Linked DNA regions of Homo sapiens: region 1 is linked to region 2. Evidence: chromatin loops called from intact Hi-C (ENCODE). Cell type or tissue: endothelial cell of umbilical vein. All regions are shown on one strand. Each heading gives the region's core, and the rest is flanking DNA. Links, peaks and the distances in the headings are about the cores only. Region 1 holds the start of LOC124901731 (a long non-coding RNA gene). Region 2 overlaps MET (MET proto-oncogene, receptor tyrosine kinase).

Region 1 (15,751 bases), core at 7,321-15,320, 65 kb before region 2:
TGGGTGTGGTGGTGCGCACTTGTAATCCCAGGACTTGGGAGACTGAGGCAGGAGAATTGCTCGAACCCAAGAGGTAGAGGTTGCAGTGGGCCAAGATCAATGCCACTGCACTCCAGCCTGGGCGATAGTGCAAGACTCAGTCTCGGGGGGAAAAATGGGTTAAGGCCAGGCACGGTGGCTCATGCCTGTGAACCTAGCACTTTGGGAGGTCACGGCAGGAGGATCCCTTGAGCCCAGGAGTTTGAGACCAGCCTGGGCAATATAGTGAAACTCCACCTCTACAAAAACATGTTAAAAATGAGCCAAGTGTGGTGGCATGCATCTGTGGTTCTAGCTACTCAGGAGGCTGAAGTGAGAGGGTCACTTGAGCCTGGTAAGTCAAGGCTGCAGTGAGCCATGATCGTGCCACTGCATTCCAGTCTGGGTGACAGAGTGAGACCCTGTTCCAAATAAATAAATAATAAAAAGGCCTAACATATATTTTAAAGTTGGGAAATTTTATATAAAAATCTGGTTAGCTGGCTTTTCTCAGAGAGAAAAACAAGAAGATGTGGTAACATTTAGCCTGAATTACTCAAGGGCCAATCTTGACTGGAGTTTAGAACTATGAAAATAAATATAACTTAGAAGCTGCTGGAGGCTGGGCGCAGTGGCTCACGCCTGTAATTCCAGCACTTTGGGAGGCCAAGGCAGGCAGATCACCTGAGATCAGGAGTTCAAAACCAGCCTAGCCAATATGGTGAAACCCCATCTCTACTAAAAATACACAAAATTAGCTGGGTATGGTGGTGGGCAATCCCAGCTACTTGGAGGGCGGAGGCAGAACAGCTTGAACCTGGGAGGTGGAAGTTGCAGTAAGCCAAGATCCCACCACTGCACTCCAGCCTGGGCAACAAGAGTGAAACTCCATCTAAAAAAAAAAAAAGCTGATGGAATCCCTCAAACACTTTAAGTCTTGAAAGAGATGCGACTGTGATCTGAGTCACATGTAGTTACAACTTCTGTTTCTCAGATTATAGATTAACTTGCTATTTTATTTTTCTTGTTCTGTACAGTGACTGGAGAGAATTAAGTGACGTCAGGGACAAAAACTTCCTGCTTTCTTAGTTAATGGTCCTTATTACAAATTAACTTTCCCTTTATTGTCCTACTTTGCTTAGAACACATGACAAAAATCTCATGACTCTTACACTCTCTGTAAAAAATGTTAAATGTATCTTCCCAAAAGAAATGCTGCCTGTAACATATTAAACTGCTGTAACTATGCATCAACCTTGTATGAAAAATGTCATAATCTTGCTAAAAACTCTCTGATTCTGTATGAATAAGTGAAACCTTAACTTCTCTATTTTGAAGCACTGATTCCATTCCTTTGGAGTTTGTGTTTCCATGTGGGCCATCTTCAAACTTTGTGCTTGAATAAACTCTCTTTAAATTAAACCCTGATCCTTTTGGTTATTTGAGGTTGACAGTACTGACTGTCTCCTTTAGATGGGGTGTACATGCTGTATTTTATCACAGCCCCCAGTATACCCTATTTTTCTTATTGGTTGGGTATCATAACTTTCCATAACCTGCCAGACTTCTATGGTTGTTTGTTTGAGATCCCTGGAGTTAAAAGTCCACCATCGTTAAGGTGTGTACTTGAAATTGTTTTTCTACAATATTGGGTCCAGGAAGACTCTCTAAGACCTTTTAAGGGTAGAGGACATAATGCCAGAAAAGACAAATATTTTGGATTACATACAGATTTAAAATTTTTATATGGCAAAAGACATAAACATAGTCAAAGGATAAATGATTGTCAGGAAAATAATTTGTAATAAAGACAAAGGTAAAGACAAAAGTTTAATCTTTCTTTCTCTTTTTTTTTTTTTTTGAGACAGAGTCTCACTCTGCTGCCCAGGCTGGATTACAGTGGTGTGATCTCGGCTCACTGCAACCTCCACCTCCTGGATTCAAGCAATTCTCCTGCCTCAGCCTCCTGAGTAGCTGGGATTATAGGTATGCACCACCACGTCCAGCTAACTTTTGTATTTTTAGTAGTTACAGGTTTTCACCATGTTGGCCAGGTTGGTCTCAATCTCCTGACCTCAAGTGATCTGCCTGCCTCAGCCTCCCAAAGTGCTGGGATTACAAGCGTGAGCCACTGCGCCCAGCCAAAGGGTTAATATATCTATTTTACAAGAAGAGTTTGCCACCTGCTGAAAGACAAACAATTGAATAAAAAATAGAGGAAAGAATAAAATGGGGCAAAGGCTGTGGAAAGGCAATTTAAAGAAATGCAGATGGCTACAAAACACATAAACACAGGAAGTCAACTTCTCTGTTAATCATGGAAAAGCAAATTATGACAACAGTAAGAAACCATTGTTTACTTATTTGGCAGTAATGAAAAAGAGTGCTGATGTCCCAAGCTGGTACAAAATAGGGAAATAAGTATTTTCAAATATCGTTGGGAGTGTGAAAAGGTGCAGCCTTTGGGGAAAACAACTTGCCTAATATCTAATAAAATACAAACAGTGTGTGATTTACTGACCCCACTTTTGGGACTGTATCCTAGAATAAAAGGCCAGTATATTAGATTATACGTAAAAGTTTTTTTGTAGTATTGTTTGTAACAGTAAACAAAATAAACCAAAAAAAAATACTGGAAACAGCCTGAGTGGATTGTAACAGCCATTCTACAGATGGTCAGGTAGCAATGAGAAAGACTGAATTATAAACTGGAGGAATACCTGTGATATGCTGCAAAGTCAAAATAAACTGTTGCAAATTATGTATACAGCATGATCCTATTTTTATTTAAAACTCTAAAATCAACATATGTGTATATCTTTCTATAAAAATGAGAGGCTTGTAAATATGGAGGTGAGAGAAGCTATGGGAACAGAGGGGATGCGGGAGGAGATTGTTAGAGTCTGCAAGAATGTTAGCTTTAAAAAAATCACATCTTATTTTGCACAAAGAAGGCATACATTCCTTATATAAAAAAAAGTCAAATAAAAACATTTAAAACATGTTTTTCTTTAGCAGTGGGCAACTTACATGTTCACTGTCCTGAAGCCCCTCGATCTTGAGGAAGCATAATGATAAAGTGCTTTCAGTCACCCAACAGTGAAGCTGTCTGCCCTGATTAGGGATCAAACCTTTGACTTTAGTCTCCACAGCACAAAGTTCCAACTGAACAAATACCCTCTGTTTACACATCATCATAGCAAACTCAGAGACTGCTTGCAAATTATGCAAATATACACTGATAAGAGGATCACACGCCTCCTTAGTTAACTATGCTTTTATTATATGTTAGGCCTTTGAGTTCAAAAACAATTATGATATTGCATTTCAGTATAGTATGAAGGTAAAAGTATACAGTCTTGGCTGCAGATATAATAAATATAATTGCCCCTTTTTTACTGATTTACCCAGTGTTCTTTAAAATGTGGGTTTGATGTCATGTAAGCCATATCTGCTATTGTCACAACCACCTATAGGTTTCAGATTAGTAAAGTCTTTGAAATATGACTCTCCTAAGCAGAAAGGAATCTGCAGCACTTGGCATAAAGATTATAATCTTTGGCCTTCCTGTGGTAAGATTTATAACTGTGACCTTAGGCTCTATTTCTTTTGGAGTGTAGTCACTTTAAGTTACCAGTGATGATTGCTTTGAGTTATTAGGTCAGCGTGAATTGCCTAATACAATGTCAGCTTCGTGCTTCCCAAGGGCTGGGCAGTATTAGGGACACGAAACAAAGTGAATTTTAATGTCCGCAGAAGGCAGTGCTCTGATATATGAGCCACCTCAGTAACAATGAATTTCCATGGCAGGAGATTTCAACACCAGTTCTTAACCTCTTCTATGTTCTCCATTCTTTAATTCATGAAATATTATGAGTTCATTTTTAATTAGGTGAAATAGTCTGAAACTAACTGGTAAAAGGGAGGAAAAGGAGGAGTTACATGCTAGCTTTACCTTAGGGGTAACTTTTTCCTGGAATGACAAAAAGAAAGAGTTATGTGAGTTAAACTCAATGCCCTCCAATTCTGTTAACGCACCTTGACCTAGAAGCTGAAATGAAGGCTTCCTCCCACTGAAGTTCAAAAATGAAGATTCATGTTAATACCCAGGTGGCAAGCAACAAAGGCAGGGTAAGTTTGGTTTTTTACTATTCAAACATTGCCTGCTTTCAACAATTAAGTCACCTACAGTGTAAGAAACCAGACCTTTCTTTGATACACTACATTTAAATGTGTTGTCAACACTAGATGGCACTCAAGGGTTGCTTTTCTAGCATGTTCCTCCAGTTCCAAAGTCCTTTGCCATTAATTACCTCCTTTAAAAAGAGCAAACATGCTATTTAAACAAAGGGTCCCTGTAGTTACTCTGTAGTTCTGTTTTTATATTTATAGTCATGTAATCAATATGTTGGAAGAGTAATTAATTTTTAACCTCAACCTATGGGGAGATCAAATGTTAGTGGAGTTAATGGATGGAACAGGCTTCATTATTCTAAAGTAATGCTAATGATAAAGCAGGGAAGAAAGTCAAGGGTTGTAAACAATCGTGCCATCAAACACAATCATATAAAGCAACAGTGCAGCGCGATCATGGGATGCTGACCTCTTGCCAGTCTTCTTCAATATGACTGTTGTTTCTGTTTTAGTTATCTAGACCCTCCTGTGTGAATGAAATAGTCTCCTAACTCATCTTTTAAGGTATTTCCTCTTCCAATTCATGCTGTTGGAGTTACTATTCCAAATAATAGTTCTGATTTTGTTGCCCCTCTGTTTTGAAAGCCTCTCCTCATTCCCCATTTCCTAACACCTTAGAGTGATATTAAAGGTGCATCTTGATTTGGGCTCTCTCTACACTCCTGGAGCATGCACCCTAGTTTCTAGATTCTTCATCCACAATATTTCTGCAGTGCTTACTGTGCGCCAGCCTGTGTGTTTGTGTTCTTCCAAGAGAGATAACCCAGTGCACAGCATTGAAGCATGTCCATGGGCACGAAGGGTTCTGGGTGGACTCACTCCCGGAAAGGGGTGCGTTGGCATGGCCAGAGCTGAGGGGCTGGAAGACCAAAAGAACAAAAAACTCATCCTCTTTATTCTGATTATATTTTCCTATTACTCCACCCCAGGCTTGAATTTCCAAACCTACTTCCCCAGATCATGAGAAAATAAGAGAATCATTCTGTTATATGCGGGGAGGCTTATAGTCAATTGTACACCAAGGCTCATCTTCAATACACGCATTACTATTTTTCCCAAATATTATTATATTCAGATGAATCTTTCTTGTTCCTTAACCATACTTGTACTTTTCTGACTTCATTGCTGACATGATCCACTCTATGGAGGATGTCCTTTTCCTACCTGTCCATCTGGGCCCAACTCAGAAGCATCTTCCACACAACCTTCCTCAACCCCTTCTATTATAAGGAAGGTTTGTAAAGTGTGTTGACTCAGGCTTTCCCTCCTCCTTCCTGAAGGGCAGGAAGCCATCTGGACCACAAGGTGACCTTGAGGATAGAAGACATGCCTTGGGATAGTGGAGTAGAGGGATGGGAGCCTGGGTCCCTGCCAACATCCTGCAGCTTCTACACCAGCCCCCAACTGCCCATCCTCCAACCTGTTTTGTGTAAGAGAAAAAGCTCATCTCCTGTAAGCTACAGTTGTTTTGGGATTTTCTGAACCTAATTCTGATATACACACTGTAGATTAATTGTGTGTCATTGCTTTTTTTGTTTTTAGGAACTTTCTCTAATTATGATAAGATCAATGCTTTCATACAAGTGTAAGCAGGAGTTAAGATGTTTAAAGGGAACAGGTAAATGAATGCACAATTTTCCCCTTTTAAAATAGAAGACAGGAGTGAATATAATTTGTGTAATTTAAGATGCAAACTTTGGAACAATTTCAATGAAATGAAATTCAGAACAGAGGAGACCTGTCATTTGGGATTACTAGTTGTGATCTATAATGATTTGCTATTGTATGGTCTTTGCTCACTATTACATTCAGTGGGGCCTAGATTAAATTGAGCTAAAGGAAGTGTTAGTTTTTTATTCCTTTGGTATGCAGGAGCTCAGTTGTCTTTTTTTTAGAACCAGAGATTAATTATATTTGCATGGTGGGAGTTGGTGAGGAGGGAGAGGATTTAAAAAAAAAAAGGAAGAAATTAACATTTGTTGGGTATCTTTAATAGGCTAGTAGCAAAATGTACATAATTTTAAAAAAATCAGCCAGGCACAGTGGCTCATGCTTGTAATCCCAGCACTTTGGGAGGCTGAGGTGGGCAGATCACTTGAAACCAGGAGTTCGAGACTAGCCTGGCCAACGTGGCCAAACACCGTCTCTACTAAAAATACAAAAATTAGCCAGGCATGGTGGCGTGCACCTGTAATCCCAGCTCCTCGGGAGGCTGAGGCGCGAGAATTGCTTGAACCTGAGAGGCAGAGGTTGCAGTGAGCCGAGATTACATCACTGCACTCCAGCCTCGGCGATAGAGCAAGACTCAGTCTAAAAAAAAAAAAAAAAAAAACAATTAGCTGGGAATGGTGGTGCACACCTGTAATCCCAGCTCAGGAGGCTGAGGCAGGAGAATCACTTGAACCTGGGAGGTGGAGGCTGCAGTGAGCTGAGATCAAGCCATTGCACTCCAGCCTGGGCCACATAGCAAGACCTTATCTCAAAAAAAAAAAAAATCTTTGTAGGTGATAACCTAGCATTTTATGACGAGATAAGTAAGGCCTCTTCAATCTCACCTCCCTGACCTCTAGGCACTGTTGTGCCCTAAGGCTGCATCCTTGGCCCTCTCTGGTACCGATCCCTAGATAGTCTCATTCTGGTTCCATGGCTTCATACCACCAAATGTTGATAGTTTTGTTGTTTATCTCTTATCTTTCTCTTTTTTCTCTTTCCTTCCTTTCCCCTTTTCTCCCCTCCTTCCTCCCTCCCCCTGCCTTTTGTCTCTCTTTCTTTCTCCCTGCTTTGGAATAAATGCCCCTTGGGAGCAACAGGCTTGGCTAGTATATTGCCTGCTGTATCTTCCTTCTTTGCAATAGCACCTATCACGTAGAAGGGTCTCAGTAATATTTTTAAACCAAATAAATGAAAAATTGAATTTGCTGATGGGCAAATGATGAGTAGATGGCAGAGCTGAGATAGGCACCTGGCCCTAACTGGCTTCAAACCTTTGTTCTTTTGATACAACTCCTCACTAACAGTCAACCAGGACTCAGGTCTTCTCTGGTATTAAAGCAAGAACAAGCAATTTTAGCTTAAAAAGTGAAGAATTTCAGTAGTGATTTGGTTAATTTGCGTTCCCTCTAAATGATTTTACCTGAACTCCACGGATGCTTTAGTTAAGTACATATTTTAAAATTGGAATTATTTAAATAATTGCCTAACTTGCATTTTTTTGCTCCCATTTATTATTCTCTCTATGTATGAAGAACCATTTCCTTTTAAAAATAATGTTGCCCATACCCTTATGAACTAGTTAATTTTCTTTCCAACATTTTCTTTTGGGCCATGTAGATATGACCTAATAGTCACTGCAATAATGCTGTTGTTTCAAAGGGTAGAGACCTTTTTTCTTATACAAATTGAATGTGAAGAAAAAAAAAACCACCTCACACAGTGTGAGAATGCCTGTTTTTCTTGGTAATATTTCATTTCCTTAGCGAGACTATTTTCTTCTGCTTTCCATTGTCAGCAGACAAAAAATATACAATTAAATCAAGGAAACCTGGCAGGGCCGATTTGGGAAAATCGAGTGAAATCAGTTTCTGATTTGAACAAAGGGCAGTTTATTATGTTGGAAAAACACTGCTCTGATGAGATTCACACTCAACATGTCTCATGTTAGCACCGGACACCACCTTGGAGCTCCATTTGTGTTTATCTTTGAGAGGGGGTAGTGATTTTACCCCCAAACTTTGAACTCCAAAGAGGACATGGAGTTGTTTAAGGGTCAGCTAGCGACCAGCACCCAGAATGTTCAAGCAGAGGCCCAGGGCCAGATTCCCTGACTTCTCCAGCCTTGAGCTCTTTGATTCTGAGTACAGATTTGTGTAAACAACTCCAGCAATTATGTGGGAGCAAATGAAGTGCTGGGGTTGGTTAGAGGGAATTTTGTGAATCAGATGAGTTCTACGGAGATTTTCAAAGTAAAAAAATTACATTCTGATGAACCATAATAACACCTTGTACTTGTGTAAAATCTTACACAATTTAATATTTACAATCAATGCTGTGAGGTATAATCTTAATTTTTTATAGACAAGAAAAGCACAACTTTTAAGTAATGTGGAAGGTCACATAGGCAGTAAAGTCAGACTGGATCAGGACCCTGGTCCAGTTTCTATTAGGTTGATACTACCAAAAAGGATGAAGAAAATCAATGTCTGTTTTCATGATTTTTACCTTCAGACTTTTCTGAACTGTGCCAAACTTTGGACATCTGTGGAGGTAATTTTATTCTAGAGTCTTGAATAAAAATTTAAAAAGTAAAATCAAGGTCTCCGGCAATAATGACTGCCACCCTTTGAGAGCTTTGCACACATTGTCTCATTCAATCTTTGCACAATCTTATGAGGAAGCCACTGTTAGTATTTCTACTTTATGGATTCAGAAACTGAGGCTTAGGAGGGTTACGCAATTGGTCCAAAATCGCACTACTGATAAGTGGTGGAAATGAGTCTGACCTAGCATATCTGATTCCCAAGTGTGTCCAGCTAACCTCTGTGCTATCATGAATACATCGAGAGTGAGAGTGGGGGGTGGGTGGGCCTGCCAGCCGCTCTCTGGGCGCTGAATTATGACTGGATTAAGTCAGTAACATGATGTCAGGCGACTCAGGTTTCCACATGTGGCTCTTTATGTAACAGGCAAAATTAGATTGGTGTGCTTCTGCCAAAAGGACAGTTGGACCGAAGGCAAGTAACTTGCTACAGTAAACAACCCATCTCTATGATGCATGTTTGCCACACTTAAGTACAGTTCAGTCTCCTAAAAGTTGTCAGTCAGCTGAGATTCTGAAATAATCTTTCACAGAGTGCTGCTTATCATAAATGGGTGATTTATTTTTATTACCTAAGTTTAAAACTCTTTATAACTTCCAAGCATCTGGAAACTTTCACTGCAAATTTCCATTGAAAAACAGAACTAGAATTTTAGAAAAGCATACTATTTTGTTGATTAAAAATATATTTATTCTGCTTTGGCAAATAGAAACAAGTGAATCTCTTTCTTTAATTTTTTATTAAGAGAAAATCATTTTAATCTCCTCTCCATTTAAATAAAAGTTGAGCAAAACAAAGGTAAAGGATACTGGTTTGAAGCAATATCAAATTATAAGTCAGTGGGGGAGGGGGTAGTTCACAGAGCTTGGTCTAGCCCTGTTTATATGGCTCATACCCCAAAGGGGGATATTTCTGTTGAGAGTTCAAAGTCACAGAGGTAGAAGAACAATATTCTTGACTGGGGAAGGGTGTGCCGAGTCATAGTTCGGTCAATAAGACAAAGGTTATTGAAGGATGTACTAAAGTGTCTGGTTTAGTTCAGTTCCACTGATGCAGAGTGGAACATTTCTGAAAAAGTGCATTAATATTAGCTACCCATGGGGAGTGAGGATGGAGGGGGAGAGAAAGTGGTCGGAGGATATTTCCTGTTCACTTTATATCTTTTTGTCCAATTTAAAATTTTTTCCTCAAAAATATATTTTATAATAAAAATAAACAAAATGAAACAACAAAGGATCTGCACAGAGAACATCTAGGAATGGGCATAGGTTTTTAAGCAGGAAAGTGAAGTGATCAGATATATAATTTTGGTAGCTGTTTTGGGGTTATAAGGAAGAGGCAATACGGAAAGGTAGAATCAAGAAGTCAGCTGTTAGAATACTCTTGAAATAAGATGTTGAGTAATAAGTTCTAAGTGAAGTATAATTTTGAGGCACTATTCTAAAGCCCACATGGAAGATCCACTTCTTTTTTTTTGTTTTGTTTTTTTTGTTTTGAGACAAAGTCTCACTCTGTTGCCCGAGCTGGAGTGCAGCGGTGCAATCTCGGCTCACTGCAACCTCTGCCTCCGGGGTTCAAGCGATTCTCGTGCCTCAGCCTCCTGAGTAGCTAGGATTACAGACAGGCACCCGCCACCACGCCCAGCCAATGTTTGTATTTTTAGTAGGAGACAGGGTTTCACCATGTTGGCCAGGCTGGTCTCAAACTCCTGACCTCAGGTGATCCACCCACCTCGGCCTCCCAAAGTGCTGGGATTACAGGCGTGAACCACTGCGCCCGGCCGAGGATCCACATTTTCTTCAGATCAGAGTATTTAAAATAAAACGATTCTAGGCAAACAGAATGTTAGATCTTTGATATGCCTACACTAGAGGGAGTTGCATTTTTATTATCAGATTACTTCTCTGTCAATAAAACAATGCATAAGTAAACACATCCTTAAAGTACAAAAGTAAAAGTACATACAGATACATGAAAGAAAAAAATGATAAAGAATCTATAATTTGTGAACGACAAACGAACTTAAAAAATTGAGTAAGAACAGCAAATGATCAAATGATGCATTTTTTTTTTTTTTGCTTTAGCTTCTCCCCCTGCCCCACTTTGAATCAACCAGGCTCCATAATGGCAGCCCTGATTTTTTACTTTCTGTCAGTTTAAGCATTCGTTTACTAAAACAATAGCAGTTCAATAAGCAAGACTAATTCCTGAGAGCATTACCTTAGACCATTAGCTTTTAGTCAGTCATTAATTCCTGTGACATGTCCTGGGATTAGATCATTATTGTTATCATTATTATTTTTCTCAATTCAATTTGTTTTCAAAAATGCATCTATGTTGTTTTAACGCTAGATATTTCCTTTCTGAAATATGATTTTTAGTGACTTTGGGACAGTGATTTGCTGCTTCATCCAGGTGTTTCCATAGGCCCTTTCTCACAGCTTAACAAAAAATTAGAAGAAGTTTTACAGCAGTATCACACTAGGATATTTGAGTGTCTCTGTAATTTTTCTTTACTGAGACTTCTAAAATCATTTCTGAGGACCACGTGACTGACTTTAGACATGTGGCCTCTTGGGGGCAGGATTTCACAAAGCCTTTGTATTCAGCGTTTCTTGTTTACAAGAATTGTTGCCACTGATGAATATGGTGGTTGTTTAGTCACAGTTCTGCAGAAGGAAAGCCCCAGTTTGTCTATAATGGAAAGAGCAGATGTCACAGGAACAAAGTGGCCAACGTCAAAGTAAGGGCTTTGATTGGCAAAGAGCAGGCTGTCTATTACCACATCTCCACACTTAGGCTTAGAGACATAGAGAAGAAAACTCGTAAAAACAGCGGTGAAAATTATAAACCACCAAGAAAGGTAAAGGAAATATGGTGCTTAAAAATTCCAGGCTGCCCAATAAAAGTAGGAACTGACATTACAGATCCCCTGGACCATAAATGAAGAACACAAATGGTTTGCAGAACCAGCGAAAAACAGTTCTGACATGTTTGGATGCCAAAGATTTTTAAAGTTGATCTCTTTTGGCCTGGTAAGATTTTATGCATTTTTGTCGTTCCAGCCAAGAGGTCTAAGGATTAGTGGATGTTTCTGCCAGCCTGGGACTCATGCGGTGAAAAGAATGTACTCATGTGACAGTGAAAAATTGAATGCACAAAGACAAAGGGCTTCTTTTCAAGAAAGGAATAAGAATTAATTCTCATTGTAATTTGGGCCCAGTGCTTCAAAAATAACGTTAAATTAGTAGTTAATTTAAATCAGAGATGTCTGTTTATGCATTCTAAATATGGCCATTTTCATCTCAGAATTGCTTCTCTAAGAGTACCTCGTTTTCCACCGGGTGTGGTGGCTCACACCTGTAATCCCAGCACTTTGGAAGGCTGAGGTGGCAATCATTTGAGGCCAGGAACTGGAGATCAGCCTGGCCAACATGGCGAAATCCCATCTCTACTGAAAATACAAAAATTAGCTGGGTGTGGTGATGCATGCCTGTAATTCCAGCTACTTGGGAGGTTGAGGCAGGAGAATCACTTGAACCCAGGAGGTGGTGGTTGCAGTGAGCCGAGATTGAACCACTGCACTCCAGCCTGGGTGACAGAGAGAGACTCCATCTCAAAAAAAGAAAAAAAAAAGAGTAACTAGTTTTCAGAATGCTTAACCAGGTAGGGTTTAACTACGCAGGAGAATTGGACTTGAGCCGTATTCTAAACTGGTCTACATGAGGAGCTAACTCCTTATTAAAATAATGATAGTAATAATAAAGGAGTAGGAGCTATTTCAATATTTGGATGCTAATTTATATAGGCTAATAATTATAAATATATTCACTTATTTTAACCTACATGTTTTATTGATAAGAACAAAAACACATTCATCAGAATAGCTCGGGAACATCAATGGAAGATAAAAGGGAGAAGACAGAAGTGCTTTCTGTTTCAAATGTTTGTTAAATATTTGCCTTGAAGCCAACATAGTACTAGTTGGATGACAAGATAGTAAGTCCTATTAATGATGGGCTTTTCATTACAGTAGATATGCTTTTGCAATTTTCCTAGATTTCTGCCCTGGGGTCACATGGTAAGTTAATAGTAGTTATAAACCTCTCAGCATTGTGATCAATATCTTTGGCTGACGTAATCTAGTTCTCTGGAATAATTTACAACAAAGGACAGTTTGGGCAAGCATCCATTTTATTACCTTCAATTCACCAACTGAAATATTTCATTGGTTTATGACTGAAGTTCTTTCCAATTCTTTGATAGATAAGGAATTGAGATAGTCCTGAAAGAACCCCTCAAATATGAAAAAGAAAAACAGCAATAAGCATTTCTTCCTTTGGGGCATAACGTCTGCATACCTCTCTGTGTCTTGAAACTGTCTGAAGTGCTACAACAGTGAGTCATGTGTGCCTGTGTAACTTGCTATGTGTGTCTAGTCATGTATTCCTCATCTTCAAACACATAGCACATAACTAAAACAATACTGTACTTAGTTTACTTTTTCTTCAACCTGAATGATCATTAACCATCTATTAACATTTGAGCAAAAATGAGGAACAATAATAATTTCTAGACACCAATACTGAAGACTATGGCTCTTATTCTTGCACCTTCATGCAACATGCCTGTCATTTAGACAGAATGTTCTCTTCCATGTCTGTTGTGTATTCCAGGTCTAAAGGCTAAAACAGAAAAAAGGAATCTGTCACAGGAGAAGTAATTAAAGTGATAGTGGGGAGTGTAGAGAAAGAAGTGAGGGAGTTCTCTTGCCAGTGCCACTGTCTTGTCACCTTTCTCCTCTCTCACCCTCACTGTCATATGCAGGATGAGGCAGAATCACAGCTGTTTCTACTGTATATAAAGCAGGTGTGAGGTGAAGAATGGGGTAAGAAGTTGGCTGGGCATGGTGGCTCATGCCTGTAATCTCAGAACTTTGGGAGCCTGAGGCGGGCAGATCCCCTGAGGTCAGGAGTTCAAGACCAGCCTGGCCAACATGGTGAAACCCCGTTTCTACTAAAAATACAAAAATTAGCTGTTGTGGTGGTGGACACCTCTAATCCCAGCTACTCAGGAGGCTGAGGCAGGAGAATCGCTTGAACCCAGGAGGTGGAGGTTGCAGTGAGCAAAGATCATGCCACTGCACTCCAGCCTGGGCAACAGAGTGAGACTCTGTCTCAAAAACAAAACAAAACAAACAACAACAAAAACCAAAAAACAAACAAAAAACAAAAACAAAAAGAATGGGGTAAGAATTTGGATTTAAACATCTGTAATGCCCCTCCAAGCCTCATTTCCCTTTAGCCAACTAAGGCTACCTATACATGGGCTTTTATTGTCTAAGACTAAAGATAATAATGATATTATGATTATTGAACAACTATGGTGTGCCAGGTGCCTTTATACACTTTTTTTTAAAGTCCTCAAACAACTTTGTGGGGGTAACCATGATTAATGTATTTGACAGATGAGAACACAGGTTTAGAGAAGTCCAATATGTTGCCCAATCTGAGTTAGGGCTTGGTCTGTTGCCCAGGAGCCTGCACTTTGTGTATGTTTAAACTGTGGTGTCTCTTCAAGACAACTCACAAATCTAAGAAATGAATAATTTTTAATATTCATTAATTATGTAATTTTGTCTGTTTCATCAAATTCCTTGGGGTGAGAGGGACTGTTTATTTTTATATCCCCATTACCTAGCAGTGTCTGACATATATAGGTGCTTGATAAATATTCGTTGAGTTAAATAAAATACTAATCAATTTCTTTTATATAATGCTAACTCATTTTCTGAACTAAATCAGGTAGATTAACAATGCCAGATGTCAGCATTCAAGCATTTGATGTATTTCTACGCGTTATATATCCCTTCTCCCTATTTCTTTAAAGATGGAATCCACTGTGTAGGTCAGCGAGCAAAAATATAATTGATGCTTATATCGTGAAGCGAAAACCCTGTGATAATTAAAAATGCGTAGCACCAAGCCAAACTTCTTAAAGGTCTATCTTTCTATTTCTCTTTCCCCAGAAAAGTCTGCATTCTCCATATTAGTGTTCTCCAAACATCATGGGAGCTACATAGGCAATAACTCTGTCCATGGTGGTTTAAAGTAGGCTGGGTGTGGTGGCTCACGCCTGTAATCCCAGCACTTTGGGAGGCTGAGGCAGGTGGATCACTTGAGGCCAGGAGTTTGAGACCAGCCTGGCCAACATGGCGAGACCCCGTCTCTACTAAAATACAAAAATCAGCTGGGCGTGATGGCGTGTGCCTGTAATTCCAGCTACTCAGGAGGCTGAGGCAGGAGAATGGCTTGAACCCAGGAGGTGGAGGTTGCAGTGAGCCAAGATCATGCCACTGCACTCCAGCTGGGGGGGCCAGAGTGGGACCCTGTCTCAAAAATAAATAAATAAATAAATAAATAAATAAATAAATAAAGTGATGGGGAATAAGAAAATGCTGTTTCAGTTCAGCAATTATTTGAGAATCTACTAAGTGCCGGATTCTAGAGATGTAAAGATGACAGGTTGTTCTCCTTATGGGAGAGAGTTGGATTGAACTTTCTGGGGAAATGCATCTTTTGAGTGGGAGAGAGTTTGGCCGTGAGCGGGGGTTGAATTATCTCCCAGTAAAGGATCAGTGTCCATTGTATTTTGTAGGCATTATTTTAAATTGGGTTCTTTTAAAATTAGATTACCCCCAATGTGTCACACAATTCTTAGATGGCTGAAATTATCACCTTTGAATTCCCTTACCATTACAAGAATATACATGGAGATAACCTGAAGGTAATTTCTCTGGTAACTGGGGGTAAAAGGGTGGGCACCTGTGTAGATAAAGAGTAGTTTTGATGGGGCAAGAAGGCCTCTCTCTCCAACCCACACCTAGGTATCTGTGCGCCAATGGTGTGGCTGCTGCTCCATTTTTGTGTCTTCTAGTCTAAGGACACACCTTGCTGGAGAAGAGCACCATGCTAAAACAGGAACCAGATGCTCTAGCAGTTGAAAGATCGTCAGAAAAATCCAGGTAATCAGCAACTTAGACCAAACCCTTGGAAAGACAGAGACTTCCTGAGATTCGGGGATGCATGCTGTTTTACTACTTCCTCAGCATTCACTTGACTAAGGCTCTCCTACATGGATGAGCTCTATGCAGCCAGGTGAAATCCATCTTAGGCTTCCTCTATCATTATGCAAATGCAGGTAATCAAGCATGACTGGCAATA
Region 2 (15,751 bases), core at 5,166-13,165:
CATGTGCACAATGTGCGGGTTTGTTACATATGTATACATGTGCATGTTGGTGTGCTGCACCCATTAACTTGTCATTTACTTAGGTATATCTCCTAATGCTAACTCTCCCCCCTCCCCCGACCCCACAACAGGCCCCGGTGTGTGATATTCCCCTTCCTGTGTCCACGTGTTCTCATTGTTCAATTCCCACCTATGAGTGAGAACATGCGGTGTTTGGTTTTTTGTTCTTGCGATAGTTTGCTCAGAATGATGGTTTCCAGCTTCATCCATGTCCCTACAAAGGACATGAACTCATCCTTTTTTATGGCTGCATAGTATTCCATGGCATATATGTGCCACATTTTCTTAATCCAGTCTATCATTGTTGGACATTTGGGTTGGTTCCAAGTCTTTGCTATTCTGAATAGTGCTGCAATAAACATACATGTGCATGTGTCTTTACAGCAGCATGCTTTATAATCCTTTGGGTATATACCCAGTAATGGGACAGCTGGGTCAAATGGTATTTCTAGTTCTAGATCCCTAAGGAATCACCACACTGTCTTCCACAATGGTTGAACTAGTTTACAGTCCCATCAACAGTGTAAAAGTGTTCCTATTTCTCCACATCCTCTCCAGCACATATTGTTTCCTGACTTTTTAATGATTGCCATTCTAACTGGTGTGAGATGGTATCTCATTGCGGTTTTGATTTGCATTTCTCTGATGGCCAGTGATAATGAGCATTTTTTCATGTGTCTTTTGACTGCATAAATGTCTTCTTTTGAGAAGTGTCTGTTCATATCCTTTGCCTACTTGTTGATGGGGTTGTTAGATTTTTCTTGTAAATTGGTTTGAGTTCTTTGTAGATTCTGGATATTAGCCCTTTGTCAGATGAGTAGATTGCAAAAATTTTCTCCCATTCTGTAGGTTGCCTGTTCACTCTGATGGTAGTTTCTTTTGCTGTGCAGAAGCTCTTTAGTTTAATTAGATCCCATTTGTCAATTTTGGCTTTTGTTGCCATTGCTTTTGGTGTTTTAGACATGAAGTCCTTGCCCACGCCTATGTCCTGAATGGTATTGCCTAGGTTTTCTTCTAAGGTTTTTATAGTTTTAGGTCTAACATTTACATCTTTAATCCATCTTGAATAAATTTTTGTATAAGGTGTAAGGAAGGGATCCAGTTTCAGCTTTCTCCATATGGCTAGCCAGTTTTCCCAGCACCATTTGTTAAATAGAGAATCCTTTCCCCATACCTTGTTTTTGTCAGGTTTGTCAAAGATCAGATAGTTGTAGATGTGTGGTATTATTTCTGAGGGCTCTGTTCTGTTCCATTGATCTATATCTCTGTTTTGGTGCCAGTACCATGCTGTTTTGGTTACTGTAGCCTTGTAGTATAGTTTGAAGTCAGGTAGCATGATGCCTCCAGCTTTGTTCTTTTGGCTTAGTATTGACTTGACAATGCAGGCTCTTTTTTGGGTCCATATGAACGTTAAAGTAGTTTTTTCCAATTCTGTGAAGAAAGTCATTGGTAGCTTGATGGGGATGGCATTGAATCTATAAATTACCTTGGGCAGTATGGCCATTTTCATGATATTGATTCTTCCTATCCATGAGCATGGAATATTCTTCCATTTGTTTGTATCCTCTTTTATTTCCTTGAGCAGTGGTTTGTAGTTCTCCTTGAAGAGGTCCTTCACATCCCTTGTAAGTTGGATTCCTAGGTATTTTATTCTCTTTGAAGCAATTGTGAATGGGAGTTCACTCATGATTTGGCTCTCTGTTTGTCTGTTATTGGTGTATAAAAATGCTTGTGATTTTTGCACATTGAATTTGTATCCTGAGACTTTGCTAAAGTTGCTTATCAGCTTAAGGAGACTTTGGGCTGAGACGATGGAGTTTTCTAAATATACAATCATGTCATCTGCAAACAGGGACAATTTGACTTCCTCTTTTCCTAATTGAATACCCTTTATTTCTTTCTCCTGCCTGTTTGTCCTGGCCAGAAATTCCAACACTATGTTGAATAGGAGTGGTGAGAGAGGGCATCCCTGTCTTGTGTCTGTCTTGTAGGGTTTCTGCAGAGAGATCCACTGTTAGTCTGATGGGCTTCCCTTTGTGGGTAACCCGACTTTTCTCTCCGGCTGCCCTTAACATTTTTTCCTTCATTGCAACCTTGGTGAATCTGACTATTATGTGTCTTGGTGTTGCTCTTCTAGAGGAGTATCTTTGTGGTGTTCTCTGTATTTCCTGAATTTGAATGTTGGGCTGTCTTGCTAGGTTGGGGAAGTTCTCCTGGATAATATTCTGAAGAGTGTTTTCCAACTTGGTTCCATTCTCCCTGTAACTTTCAGGTACACCAATCAAATGTAGGTTTGGTCTTTTCACATAGTCGCATATTTCTTGGAGGTTTTGTTCATTCCTTTTCATTCTTTTTTCTCTAATCTTGTCTCCACACTTTATTTCATTAAGTTGATATTCAATCTCTGACATTCTTTCTTCCACTTGATTGATTTGGCTATTGATACTTGTGTATGCTTCATGAAGTTCTCATGCTGTGTTTTTCAGCTCCATCAGGTCATTTATGTTTTTCTCTAAACGGTTATTCTAGTTAGCAATTCCTCTAGCTTTTTTTTCAAGGTTCTTAGCTTCCTTGCATTGGGTTAGAACATGCTCCTTTAGCTTGGAGGAGTTTGTTATTACCCAAATTCTGAGGCCTGCTGCTGTCAATTTGTTAAACTCATTCTCTGTCCAATTCTGTTTCCTTGCTGGCAAGGAGTTGTGATCCTTTGGAGGAGAAGAGGTGTTCTGGTTTTTGGAATTTTCAGCCTTTCTGCGCTGGTTTTTCCTCATCTTCATGGATTTATCAACCTTTGGTCTTTGATGTTGGTGACCTTTGAATAGGGTTTTTGTGTGGACGTTCTTTTTGTTTATGTTAATGCTATTGCTTTCTGTTTGTTAGTTTTTCTTCTAACAGTCAGGCCTCACTGCTGCAGGTCTTCTGGAGTTTGCTGGAGGTCCACTCCAGACCCTGTTTGCCAGGGTATCACTAGCAGAGGCTGTAGAACAGCAAAGATTGCTGCCTATTCCTTCCTCTGGAAGCTTCATCCTAGAGGGGCACCCACCAGATGCCAGCCAGAGCTCTCCTGTGTGAGGTGTCTGTCGACCCCTGCTGGGAGGTGTCTCCCAGTCAGGAGGCACAGGGGTCAGGGGCCCACTTGAAGAGGCAATCTGTCCCTTAGCAGAGCTAGAGCACTGTGCTGGGGGATTTGCTGCTCTCTTCAGAGCCAGCAGGCAGGAATGTTTAAGTCTGCTGAAGCTGTACCCTTTACAGTGTGAGGGGAAAATAGCCTATTCAAGCCTCAGTAATGGTGGACACCCCTCCCTGCACCAAGCTCCAGCATCCCAGGTCAACTTCAGACTGCTGTGCTGGCAGTGAGAATTTGAAGCCAGTGCATCTTAGCTTGCTGGGTTCTGTAGGGGTGGGATCCACTGAGCTAGACCACTTGGCTCCCTGGCTTCAGCCCCCTTTCCAGGGGAGTGAATGGTTCTGTCTTGCTGGCATTCCAGGCACCACTGGGGTATGAAAAAAAACTCCTGCTCGGTGTCTGCCCAAATGGCCGCCCAGTTTTGTGCTTCAAACCCAGGGTCCTGGTGGTGTAGGCAAATGAGGGAATCTCCTGGTCTGTTAGTTGCCAAAACCATAGGGAAGTGTAGTATCTGGGCCGGAATGCATTGTTCCTCACAACACAGTCCCTCAAGGATTCCTTTTGCTAGGGGAGGGAGTTCCCCAATCCCTTGCCCTTCCCAGGTGAGGCAACATCCCACCTTGCTTCAGCTCAACCTCTGTGGGCTGCACCCACTGTCTAACCAGTCCCAATGAGATGAGCCGTGTACCTCTGTTGGACATGCAGAAATCACCTGCCTTCTGCACTGATCTTGCTGCGAGCTGCAGACCGGAGCTGTTCCTACTCGGCCATCTTAACACCCACCTCGAGTCTGTCTTATGTTTTGCAGGAAGAATGCTAACTGTCACAGTCTGGTGCAGCATGAAATCTTCCTAACAACTATGAACCTAGAGGGATTTATGGACTCAGCTGCCCTGCCTTCCTAACTGCAGCTTAAGCCTCACTGACTTGTGCATGGTAGCACGCAACCTTTGAGAATCATCAACTATAGAATGCTAGAGTTAAGAAGGGTGAGAGAGGAGGGACATTTAAATATTGCAAGAGATTCTCTGGTTCCAGAAAATTCTGAAATATTTACTTTATTTTTAAGCATTTTAGTATAGCTTTTATGCTTAGTAAAAGGAAGCACATTAGTAAAAATTAAATGTTTCATTTGTACAGGTTATCAAACCATTTTCTTTACTTAAAATACCAGCTTGGTTATTTTTGAAATGAAATTGTTGTGATTTAATTGCATGGGCACACACACATATATTTTCCATATCTATTTCATGGAATAGCAGAGTTCAGATTCCTAGTGTCTCAAATTGCTGAAGTTGTTTGTTTATAAAAGTATAAAATTGCATACGGTTCCAAAAGTATACTGAACAACAAAAAAGTACACAAATACTACAGTATAGATTTAAATTTGTTTTGTCACTGTCTTTAGTTTATTCTCTGGTCAATCAAGCTAAGTCTTAATAACTGTGTCACACCTAACAGAAAATAACTTGGTTTAAAACCCAGTCACCCACTACAAATCTTGCTCCAAACCGTAACTAAATGAAAACAGCCATGCACTTGGGGGTGGTTCTTGTTCTGACTCGCACATTTTGTTTACTTGGGCATGAACCAGGTGACCGAGACCTTTAACTTGAATCTTTCATAAGAACTATTTACTAAAGTCCAACTTTTCTACATGCACACAGAGAAAAATACACACTGGGTTCTCACCAGGGAAGTGTTTTTAAGCAAGATGTTTTGGACTAAGAAATTTTTAAAAATTGCGTGGAGATTTTCATAGTGCCGAATATATGCTTAAGCAAATAAGGCAACACAGTTAGCATGGCTGCGATGTTAGAGCCAATGTCCATTGCCAGAAACTGAGTTCTCTATCAGCAAGAGATGTGCTCATCTTGTTCTGGACTATATCTCCTCAGGGACTAGAGGGCAGCCTGCTAAATGGTATGCACTCAATAAATATTTTTGGAATGAATTAAAGAGTGGCATGGCTTACAGAAGTATAGATGTTAGTATAGTCATCCGTTGAGCCTTTGCTTTTTTTTCTGGGAACACTGAAGGAAGACTCACAGCCACCCATGGGTGTTGACCCTCCACTTGCCTTGCCCACCTCACCCCGGGAAATAATCTTCAGTCTCATCTGTGAACAGACAAGGCCACCATCTATGCATCGGACAGGAAGAAAACTGTCCTGTGTGCCCCAGCATGGCAGGGATCACCAGTTTGCAGGATTCAGCTCAGGGTTCCAGGATATGCCATGAACAGATCTGTTTCTGTGATGGAGGCTCATGTCTGGGCACTTGGCCTATATAGGAAGTGGCGAGGAATCAGAGAGTGGGTGAGTCAGGAGGGAACAGGCCCCAGTGTGAGAAAATGGGGAGCACTGTTGCTTATTCACCACCACTCTTTTATTCACACGGCACTAAAGGTGAGCAGCTGCCCAGCGATAGAACCTAGACAATGTGAAGCAAGCACTTCAGGTGCAGGACTTGGGGGGATGCCCAAACACCACCCCCTCCCTGCCCGAGGGATAAAGCCAAGAGAGAGATGGTGCTTTAGCTGATGACTCACAGCTAAATGAGTAAATTGATTTTTAAATTTTTTTCATTAGTGGGATTTGTATCTAAAAAAACAAAAAACAAACCAAACCAAACCAAAAAAAAAAAAAAAACACCAAACAAAAACATGTATGCCAGCTGTTAGAGATTCCTACCTTGTAGATTGCAGGCAGACAGATCTGTTGAGTCCATGTCCCGCTCAGGCATTCCTCCGATCGCACACATTTGTCGTGGCACCAGCCACACTGAACAAAGGGTGGGGCAGAGAGGCATTGACTGCAGGACTGGAAATGTCTGCAGCCCAAGCCATTCAATGGGATCTTCGTGATCTGTGAAGAGAAGGGGTGGAAAGAGCTTCCAGAGGGGTATCTAGTTTGTTAATTAATTATAAAGTAAGTACACAAAAGGTACATGTAAATATCATTTGATGGAATTTTCTAGACTTAGCAACTATGTGTGCAAATCCTGTCATAACGGTGATTAAAATTTTAAAAATCTGATTCCTTCCTTTCCTTTATTGTTAGCAGGTATGTGAAAAAGTAACATTATTGTCCAGTGAGCATAGCATTGCCACACAATGTTAGAGGTTCTACATAGTAGGGACATTGTGCCCTGTCTGAGATGATTTTAAAATAACAAGAGAGTATAATTTAAGTGGTGGGAAAACACACTTGAATCTCTGGAAAATTCTAAGTAAAGTTGCATGTCATTCTGGCATCAAGATGCACTTTCTTCTCTAGGAGAAAAGGGATTATTGGTTGGAGTCGGATTCCAATGTACATTTCCAGGATTTATCTGCCTGCACTAGAGCTCTGTCATTAGGACTGTAATTCTCATTCTGTGTGTTTATTTTTCTTGTTGAGAAATATAGGACAAAAGGAGAAGTTTTGAAAAAGACCTCCCTTAGGTCTAGTCTTTCTTGGAGAACAAATTAACTAGATTTCAGAAGATCTCTGGAATACTCACTAAAGAACTTAATGGAGGAGGGGTAAATTTAAGATGAAGAGAGACATTATAAAGGGCCAAGTGACACTGGTTGTAAATATGCATTTGGGAAAAACCACGTCTATGGAAATTCCCTGTGGGAACAGCTTACCTTCTTCCCAGTGATAACCAGTGTGTAGCCATTTTGGTTTAATGTATGCTCCACAATCACTTCTGGAGACACTGGATGGGAGTCCAGGAGAAAATTCACATGAGGGGTTGATGGTCCTGATCGAGAAACCACAACCTAAACAGCAAAAAAGTTATAACATCCTTATTCCAACAAGCTCAGTTTAAATATAAGTGGAAAATGTAGATGATAATGGTAATAACAGATTAGCAGGGCTTGTGGGTGTTTGAACTGAAGACCCAACAGTTCCCCTCATTGTAAATCAATATGTCATCTTCTAATCTCTTGCCTTGAAGCCAAATTATCTGAACCCCCAAGACAGACTTTGCCTATGATCTTTTAATGGTTTCAAGGGAAAGAGATCTTTCAATCAATTGGCAGCACATACAGACAAATCCCTGCAATTGTATTGGAAAATGGAGGAACCAAAACTCTCTCCAGAAAGAAGACACCACACATGCTACAATGAATCTGGATTATTTTTTAAATATATCCTCTTAATCCTCCCTGCCAGGCAGTTTCCCTTGATGTAATGGTTAAGAGTAGTGGACGCGGAGTCTGGAATACTGGAGCTAGTTCCAGCTGTGCTACTCTTAAGCCACATTTATAGATCTTTTCAGGTCAAAACAGGCCCCCAGCTACTTTGAAATGATGTGTTGTATTTTTTTATAAACCACTGTCCCACAATATATTATTACTTGGATTATAAAACTCTGCTTCTTGGTCTGGCTTTAAAATAAGGCCTGATGGTTTTAACAATGCCCGGGAAATGAGGTTTGATGATTGATGTCATTTTTGCTTTCAGGTTTTTAAAATTTGGGATGTTTCCCAGCTATCTAATTTCCATCTGTCCTGTTCCTAGAACCCAGTAATAATAAAGTTCAGAGCATAATTGACAACAATTGGGATAAAATCCAAATGATTATCTTACATGAACACTTAGATTTTTAGGAGGGTGTTGGAGTTCTCAGAGAAACTTTCACTCTTAAGTAGGCCACTGGGTTGCATATACATGAAGGTGGAGGAGGCTCAGCACAGCCCTAGACTTGAAATCTACTTTGTGAAATTGCCCAACATCTCTAATAGCCTTTTACATTGCATTGAACATGCATTTACTCGCGATGGGTATGAAATCACAGGACAAACATGGACATCTGTGAGATTACGATTACATAGTCACTCCCTCTACCTCAGCTTTCTCATTCGTATAATGGGAATGAAAATTACAGCAATAATTAACTGCTTTGTACTCTAACAAACACATACAACATATAAATGTTCTGGGGAACAATTGTAAATTTTTTCTTCAGCATAACAAAGGAGCCAAGTATCCTGAAGCAATTTGGGAAGATTCTCAAAGTACCTAATTTGTTCTCAGAGAGTGGATTGTTGATAGAGAAACTAACCAAGCTCACATACAGCTGTAAAAGTTAAACATCATGACATTTGTGCTCTAATGTTTGTTCTACTCTAAACACTCAACGCTTTCAAAACATCTCCATTAAAAAGGGTGGTTATATTTGCACAGAAGTTAAGTGATGGATGAAGGGTCACTTGGTCAGGATGGGAAAGGTTGGAAACTATTGTTATTTCCTAAAGTTAGGGCCCAATAGGTATTGGTGACCTTTGCAGGCAAAGTGAACAGAAATTCAATTACCAGTCCCACCTCCCTTTGGGTACTGGTTACAAGCAGAATATCAGATGTTAGACTTCTAAAGCTTCTATTACAAATTCTCCAGATTTTGGTTACCCAATTTTGCAATCTTAACTCCCTTCTGGGCTCATCACATCTCATTTTTCCTATACTCCTGCCCAATACCCCCCATATTTCTTTGGCTGTTGCCAATCACTTCAAACTGCAAAGGTAAAACAAAAAACAAAACAAAAACAAAAACACAAAAGCAAAAAAACTCCTTTTCTCACACACAGGTCAAAAGCAACACAGAACACCAGTCTGTCTTAATACCCTGACTTTGTTTTCCAGCTCATTCTATGCTTTGCACTTCACTGAAGATTATTCATCACTATGAACCTTGCAATGGACACCTGCATTTTGTGTCTGTCTCCCTGGTTTCCTCCGTTCTACTTAGACCGGCTACATAACAATCACCTCCTAGAGCCCTTTTTTTCTCCTACCTTCTTGCTCTTTTTAATACCATTTCCCAAATCTATAATAAGCAATCCCTTCTTAATTACTAGGTCATCATCTTTGACTTTATGAAATATCTGAAGCCCATCCAAATAGTCCTTTCCCAGAAAGAATTAACCTTTCTCTTTCTTTTCGGAAGCTCTTTGCACCTCTGGACTTGGATTGATTGATATGTGTATCCTCTGTTAAAAAGCTTTGTCTGAAAAGCACCAAATGTTTGTACTTTCATAACAGGAAACTGAGTCACATATTGTGCCAAGTGCTTTAAATGGAGATTTTATTTACTCCTCACAATACTCCTATAAGGTAGGTACTATTATTTTCCTTAAAAAAAATACAACATAGAATTTCAGCTAGAAAGTACATGAGTCAGATTTCCACAGAGCTTTATCTGAGGCCAGAATCCATGTGCTTGACCTCTTAAACACTCAACTGCTAGGCTCTTGGAGCACCAGAGTAAATACCATTGAAAAAGCTTCAACTCTGAGCTCCCAAGAGCCACTCGTGAGTAAAAGTACTAAAACAAATTTCACAATATATTTGCCTCGCCAGTTACTCCGTGTTTCAGTAATTTTTGCTGCACAAGTTAAGTGTGCCTAAGGAGAAAGTCTCTGCATCTAACTAGTTTTTGAGGGCATAGAGAAAATGTTACTAGCACACTCCGCCAAGCTCTACTTTTGATCACGAGTTAGCATGAGTGTTGCTTGCTATAGAAAATGGGATGAAGATGAGAAGACAGGAAGGCACATGGAGAAGTGAGGTGACTTGGAAGTGAGAATGCCATTTGGAATTTTGCGCAGAGGCTGTACCACAGATGCAAATGCCTTTTTAGTTGATCATTAGCCCGTTCTCTGCAGGGATACCTACTGCTATAAATGTTTTTCTACCCTTAATTCTTTTCTTTCTCTTATTGCTAGGATTCTAAATAATCGATTAACCACTTTAACTCTCAAAATACCCCTGAAGTAATGTGTGCCAGAAATTAGGAGTTCCTTTTGGTTGTCATGGAGATATTTCTAGGAACAGAACTAAATTTGCCATGTAAATGTAATTCTTATGATAAATAACCTGGGAATCTTAGAAGAATTCGCATAAAATAGAAGACCAACAATTATCTTTGAGTTCCTACTATTCAACAACTAATCTTTAGTAATTAGGTCACAGGATATTTTTTCTTTAATGGCCTTGAAAATACAGGACTAATACATTTGGGGCAGGGCAGAATCTGAATTTACCAAATGGTTGTGGTTTTGATCTCACATAGCCCCTTGTAGATAGGACATGGGGAAGAAATACATGTACAAATAAAACTGTTGTGGCTAGGCCCCCAAATCTGTAAACCTGAACAAAGTAACTTTGTGTGAGATATCCACAAATATGTAAAGGCCATATCTCCTTACCTCCCATATACAGTTTTATCTTTAATTAAACCGTTTTATTAATAGAATTAAATTTTAAGAATGATGAATACAATTTAAGATAAGATGTTTGTATGCAGTTTCTGTATACCTCCCCCATTGTTTTTAAAGTGGACAATTGAACGGTTTTAATTTTTTTTTTTTTTGAGACAGGGTTGTAGAATGCTTTCATTATCTCAAAAAGAAGCCCCACATCCCTTAGCTGTCATTCCCAGTCTCCCCATATCCTCTTAGCCCTTGACTACCACTAATCTACTTTCTATCTCTATAGGTTTTCCTATTCTAGATATTTCATATAAATGGAATCCTTGATTTTTAGTTATGGACATAACTGAAATTATTATTTATAAAAAGTTCTTTCTTACACAAAAGAAATTTCAGAACCCTTGAGTGTATTTTCCTCTAAAGAAATATACCAAATCTTGTGGGCACGGTGACTCATACCTGTAATCCCAGCACTTTGGGAGGCCAAGGCGGGCAGATCACTTGAGGCCAGGATTTCTAGACCAGCCTGGCCAACATGGCGAAAAACCCGTCTCTACTAAAAGTACAAAAATTAGCTGGGCATGGTGGTACGTGCCTGTAATCCCAGCTACTCAGGAGGCTAAGGCACAAGAATTGCTTGAATACTGGAGGTGGGGGTTACAGTGAGCCAAGATTGCACCACTGCACTCCAGCCTGGGCAACAGAGCGAGACACTGTGAAAAAAAAAAAAAAAAAGCCAAAGCTAACATTCTTTAGGGTTAAAACTAAGTTAATGATGTACACACACAAAAAGGCAGATAATATTTTTATCTGATTATTTTATAAAAGAGATGGGTAAGTTAGAAATCCCTAAAGAGAATCATTGTTCAAGTTGAAGCTTCCTTCAGCTGTGTCTCTGCCAGATGTTCACAACATTGACGAATTGGGGATCTGCATCTACATACTCTAAAATGGCAGTAATTCCAAACATGATGCATACTACAGGCTTCTCACAGAAAGCACTGACATGCCACGATGGGGGCACGGGAACTGAAGGAATTTGAAGACAGGAGGTCAACAGATAAACAAATTTTTCTTATTGGAAGTGAGTAATTATTCTTAGGTTCACTGATTACTAACACAGTCCTTTAAGTAGTGGTCATAAGTAATGATCTTGAACATGGGACATCTTTTTAGGTGATCTCTACCTCCTTGGGTTTCTTACTTAAGATCCAACTAGTCCAGTTAAGAGGCAGAAGAGAACAGGAGTGATGAGTGGGTGGTAACAACATTTAGGAACTTGGAGAGGCGAAAGGGGCATGCGGGAAGAGCTAGGATGGAACCACGGAGCCCAGTAGCAGCAGTGACAGTGCCCAGGCTGTGGCCATTGGGAGCAGGCACAGTGTAGTGCACATAGTAGTTGCCCAGTGAGTATTTGTGGAGCTGAACTTGAAACAATTCTTGAAAGGGCCTCCCCACCCCCTCTCGCATCCCTGATCCACTCACTCTCCCTGGCCTGACAGTCATGCACAAATATTTTAATAGCAATGCTTTGCATTTAGAGATTAAAAGCCTTATACAAGTGCTGTTAAAAAAAATCAAGGAAGCATTGTTCTGGATGTAGATTAGACGAGGCGCTCAGAAGGGAGACGTGGACAATCCCTGTGATTAGTCCTGTGATCTTCATGAGAATCCCTCTTCCCTCTCCCACGTAGCTGTGTACACTGTGTTAATGTTCCCAAGTCTGACTCTGTTCTACATCTCCTTCCCCAGTCTGTAAGAAGGCACGTTCTCATTGTTCACTTACACTATCTCAAACATTGCTTATCCTACTATTTTACTTCGAAGTATCCCAAGAGAGTGATCATGCAAATAAAAATTATTTTTAAATCTTCATCTACATTGACATGGCTCTGCAGATATTGAGACTTAAATATATGTATGCATCAGTATTTTCAGATATAGCTGCACCTGTACAAGATAAGTTACACATCATTAAATGTTAGGAACATGTCAAAAATGTCTTCCCTGCCATACACAAAATGTTGTTAGCTAAACAATATAATTCTTTCTAATCAAATGACCACTGTGAAATACCTGATTCACTTTGCACCCAACAGCTGGGGCTGTAGCTTGTGTTCCCAGCCAGAGCTGAACATAAGCACAATAGGAAAGACAGAAACAGCTGCAAACTCTTGGGAGAAAAAAATTTGCAAAGCAACTTTGCCATTAGGCTTCAGGGTAGGAAGGAAGTAAAATCATCTTTCTGTTCCCTTTTGTGTAGGGCAGCTGTCTTTGGGGGGAAAAAAAATGTCCATTCTATTTTGTAACAGAAACTTCATCGTATTTACTAAAACACGAGTTGTAGAAACTCAGGCCTAGCCATACATTTAACACTGTGGTGCAGTCAAAACATTTACAGAACTTTGTAGGAAGTCACTGCTCTGACAGATTAAAGTGGGAGGTTGCCATATCTGTGCTCCACTCCTGACTCCTCCCGCACTATTATTTACTGTAAATATATGGACTTCAGTGATGTTGATTGTTTGATCCTTCAAATGCTTTAGGTTTCTTTATAAAATTTAATGGAATGAAATTCTCTTAGGCAAGCGTCAGAGAAATAGATTCTCTGTGGTTTCGAATAGCCCTTTGTCTGTAGGTACTATTATTATCAGGTATCTTTCCTACTAAAATTTAATTTCTTAAAGGTAAGTTCTGTGTCACTGTTTCCTTTGCTTCATTCGTTTGTATAGTAAAGCAAAGTTAGGTAGTTCTTGATACTTATTTGATAAATTAAAAGCCACTTTTAAAAAAAATCAGTGATACCAGTACTTTTCATAAAATAAGCATTTTTTTTACCTTTTGTTTTGGATGCATAGTTAATAGGCAAAATATAGTTTCTTTTACACAAAGGCTAGGAGACAAGAATAAAACATTTGCTACAGCGTTTCTATAATGAGACTGATGCGTGACATATCCCTCAGGCGATTGACTCTGTCACACAGCAGAATTTACTCAGTTAATAAAGCAACATATTTAAATAAGGAATTGTATTACAACTTTAGAATGTGGAAATAGGCCAGGGAACTTTTGATGTTAAAAAAAGTCGGAGCTAAAGTAATCATAAAAAGCTTATTCATACAAAACTGGATTGGTGAGGTAATGGACGATTTTGAAAAAAAAAAAAGCAGAAATAAAGATAAAAGGGGGCAAATCAACATAATGAACACATTAGGAAATCAATAGATGCCAGCTTTTCTAGTCCTTCTTTGTATTTTTGCAATTGTATAGAATGCCATTGATGTAAATTAAAAACATGTATAAACACAGAACAATACTACACATTTTACACATAATAGATATGAGCATATTTCAAATCCATTAGAGTGCATGTCTCTGTGGGAGGGGCGGGGCTTCCCTCCTTCAGGTTTGAGAAGTTAAGGATAGAATTAAATGGTCAAGATGGATGAGTTGGATAAACAAGCACAGTGGAATGGACAGAGGAAAGGGGGAGAAAAGGCGTAGTTCAATGTGAAGCAATAGAAGGGAGATTACTAGGGGAATAATTAGATAACAGGACCTGTATGATTAGTTTTGAGCTAGGAAGGTTTTATTTACATGGTTTTTGACCTTGAAAAAATTCCACCATGCCCTTTAGTACAAGAAAAACATAACTTACAGGTTTTAAAATATGGCAATGATCAATATCCAGGCTGCTATAAAGAGAGTGGTAATTAAAAAAATGTTTTGTAGAAGAATACACATATAGGATGTATAGACAGGCAAGTTATAGGAAAAGCTTATCATTCTCAGTTGGTTTACTAGAGGTTATTGTCTGATGAGGGTACTAACTACATCAGACAATTACGAAATCTCCCTTTAAAAGAAATTTCTAGTATTCACAGAAGTTCAAGATTTCCATAGATGCTATTGTCATTCTTTCCTCATCAAGAATCTACTAACAACTCATGTTAAAGGCACCAATAACTACAAAACAGCAAAAACCAACCCAACAAGAGAGTCTTTTAATTTCTGCAAAGTGCTATGGTTCTTGTATCTAGGAAACACAGTAAGTTGAAATGGAAACTTTTGTTGTACAGAAATACTGTTGCTATCCATTAAAACCATTTCTTAATAAAATCTGGATTTTTTTTGTATCTGAACTTATTTGCATCCAACCCTACCATTTTACAGAATCAGGAGAGCTTGAGTTACAATGGGATTTTGATGATAATGTTGTCCCTTCCTAACTCCTGCCAATATTTCTCAATGATGTGAATGTTTCTTCTCATGAAGATGCATGGTTCACACAATAGCTCTCCTTTGATCTGTAGCTTCCCTTGAAATAAAAAAAAATTGCCTAGAAGTGCTTTGTTTCATTTTATTTTCCAATCACGTGACAGAAATTATAAATGGAAAAAAAATGCCACACCATTCTGGACGAGAAAATTAAAGCAAACAGATTCAAACTGAAAGCTTCAAGAACTTAATAAAAAGAGACCACACATTTAACAGAAAGTAGACCAGGCTTCATTGTTTGGCTTTCAGTCTGTGTTCCAGTTTCTACTATGATTTGGACTTTACAGTATTTGCAAATACCTTACTGCAAAAACGAAAACAAATTAATTGCACAATACCAGATAGAACAGACACAGCTACTCTCAGAAAGCACTTACCTGCATGAAGCGACCCTCTGATGTCCCAAGATTAGCTATGGTGAGGTCTCCTTTAATGAAGGTGGATATAGATGTTAAGAGGACTTCGCTGAATTGACCCATGAATAAGTCAACGCGCTGCAAAGCTGTGGTAAACTCTGTTCGATATTCATCACGGCGCGCTTCACAGCCTGATGAATTTCTCAGAAGTGTCTGGAATAAAATATGGTCATAGAGTTAATGTGAATCCAGACATGAACAAGCTGGTAAGAAACCTTTCAGTGTGTATTTTCAGAGCCTGGAGGATAATGGCAAGGATAATCATGCAAATAGACAAATAGCCACAGATAGGCATAAATATTTCTAGGGACTGAATGGCTCCAATTTCACTAGGCATTATTTATAGACTCTAAAACCTTACTATCGCAATTCACACCATGGTTCAATATGTGCACGCCTAAAAATGGAACTTAGCTGCTGCTATTATAAGAAAAACAAAACTTTTAAATGTCTCAGCCCTTGACACAAAGGTAATGCTTCTAGCAGGCAAGTCTGATGAGATGAATTTCAACTGGAATAATAATAAATGTTAGAGGCATGTTCTGACATTATATTTTTAAATGTGTGCCTTTGTGCATTCTTGTGCAGAGAGATGGTAGGGAGTGGTGGTTAACGGATAACTCACTGGGAGGCCACAGAGCACTGACCCAAGTGCTGGCATCAAATC

What was found. A loop is a pair of places that touch in the nucleus more often than their neighbours do. Peaks named below come from ENCODE experiments on the same cell type or tissue, not always from the same donor. Only the 100,000 strongest peaks of a DNase experiment are listed, where the experiment ranks them.
Region 1: it touches region 2 in a loop (2.8-fold over the local background); 5 of 110 quality-filtered maps call a loop at or near these places.

Annotation. Positions count from the first base shown.
Region 1 is chr7:116,798,400-116,814,150 of GRCh38, reverse strand. It overlaps LOC124901731 (a long non-coding RNA gene), which reads right to left and starts at 3,131. Exons shown (of 3, transcript XR_007060489.1): 1 at 3,049-3,131. In endothelial cell of umbilical vein, for the core only: a CTCF peak has its summit at 11,090 (motif pointing right); DNase peaks (open chromatin) are centred at 7,730, 8,830 and 11,150; H3K27ac peaks cover 284 bases.
Region 2 is chr7:116,731,154-116,746,904 of GRCh38, reverse strand. MET (MET proto-oncogene, receptor tyrosine kinase) reads right to left here. Exons shown (of 21, transcript NM_000245.4): 3 at 15,046-15,237; 4 at 6,821-6,955; 5 at 5,880-6,053. Among named protein-coding and RNA genes, the nearest start is that of COMETT, 51 kb to the right of the region's middle. In endothelial cell of umbilical vein, for the core only: no CTCF peak of the experiment used is centred there; a DNase peak (open chromatin) is centred at 9,274; H3K27ac peaks cover 1,634 bases.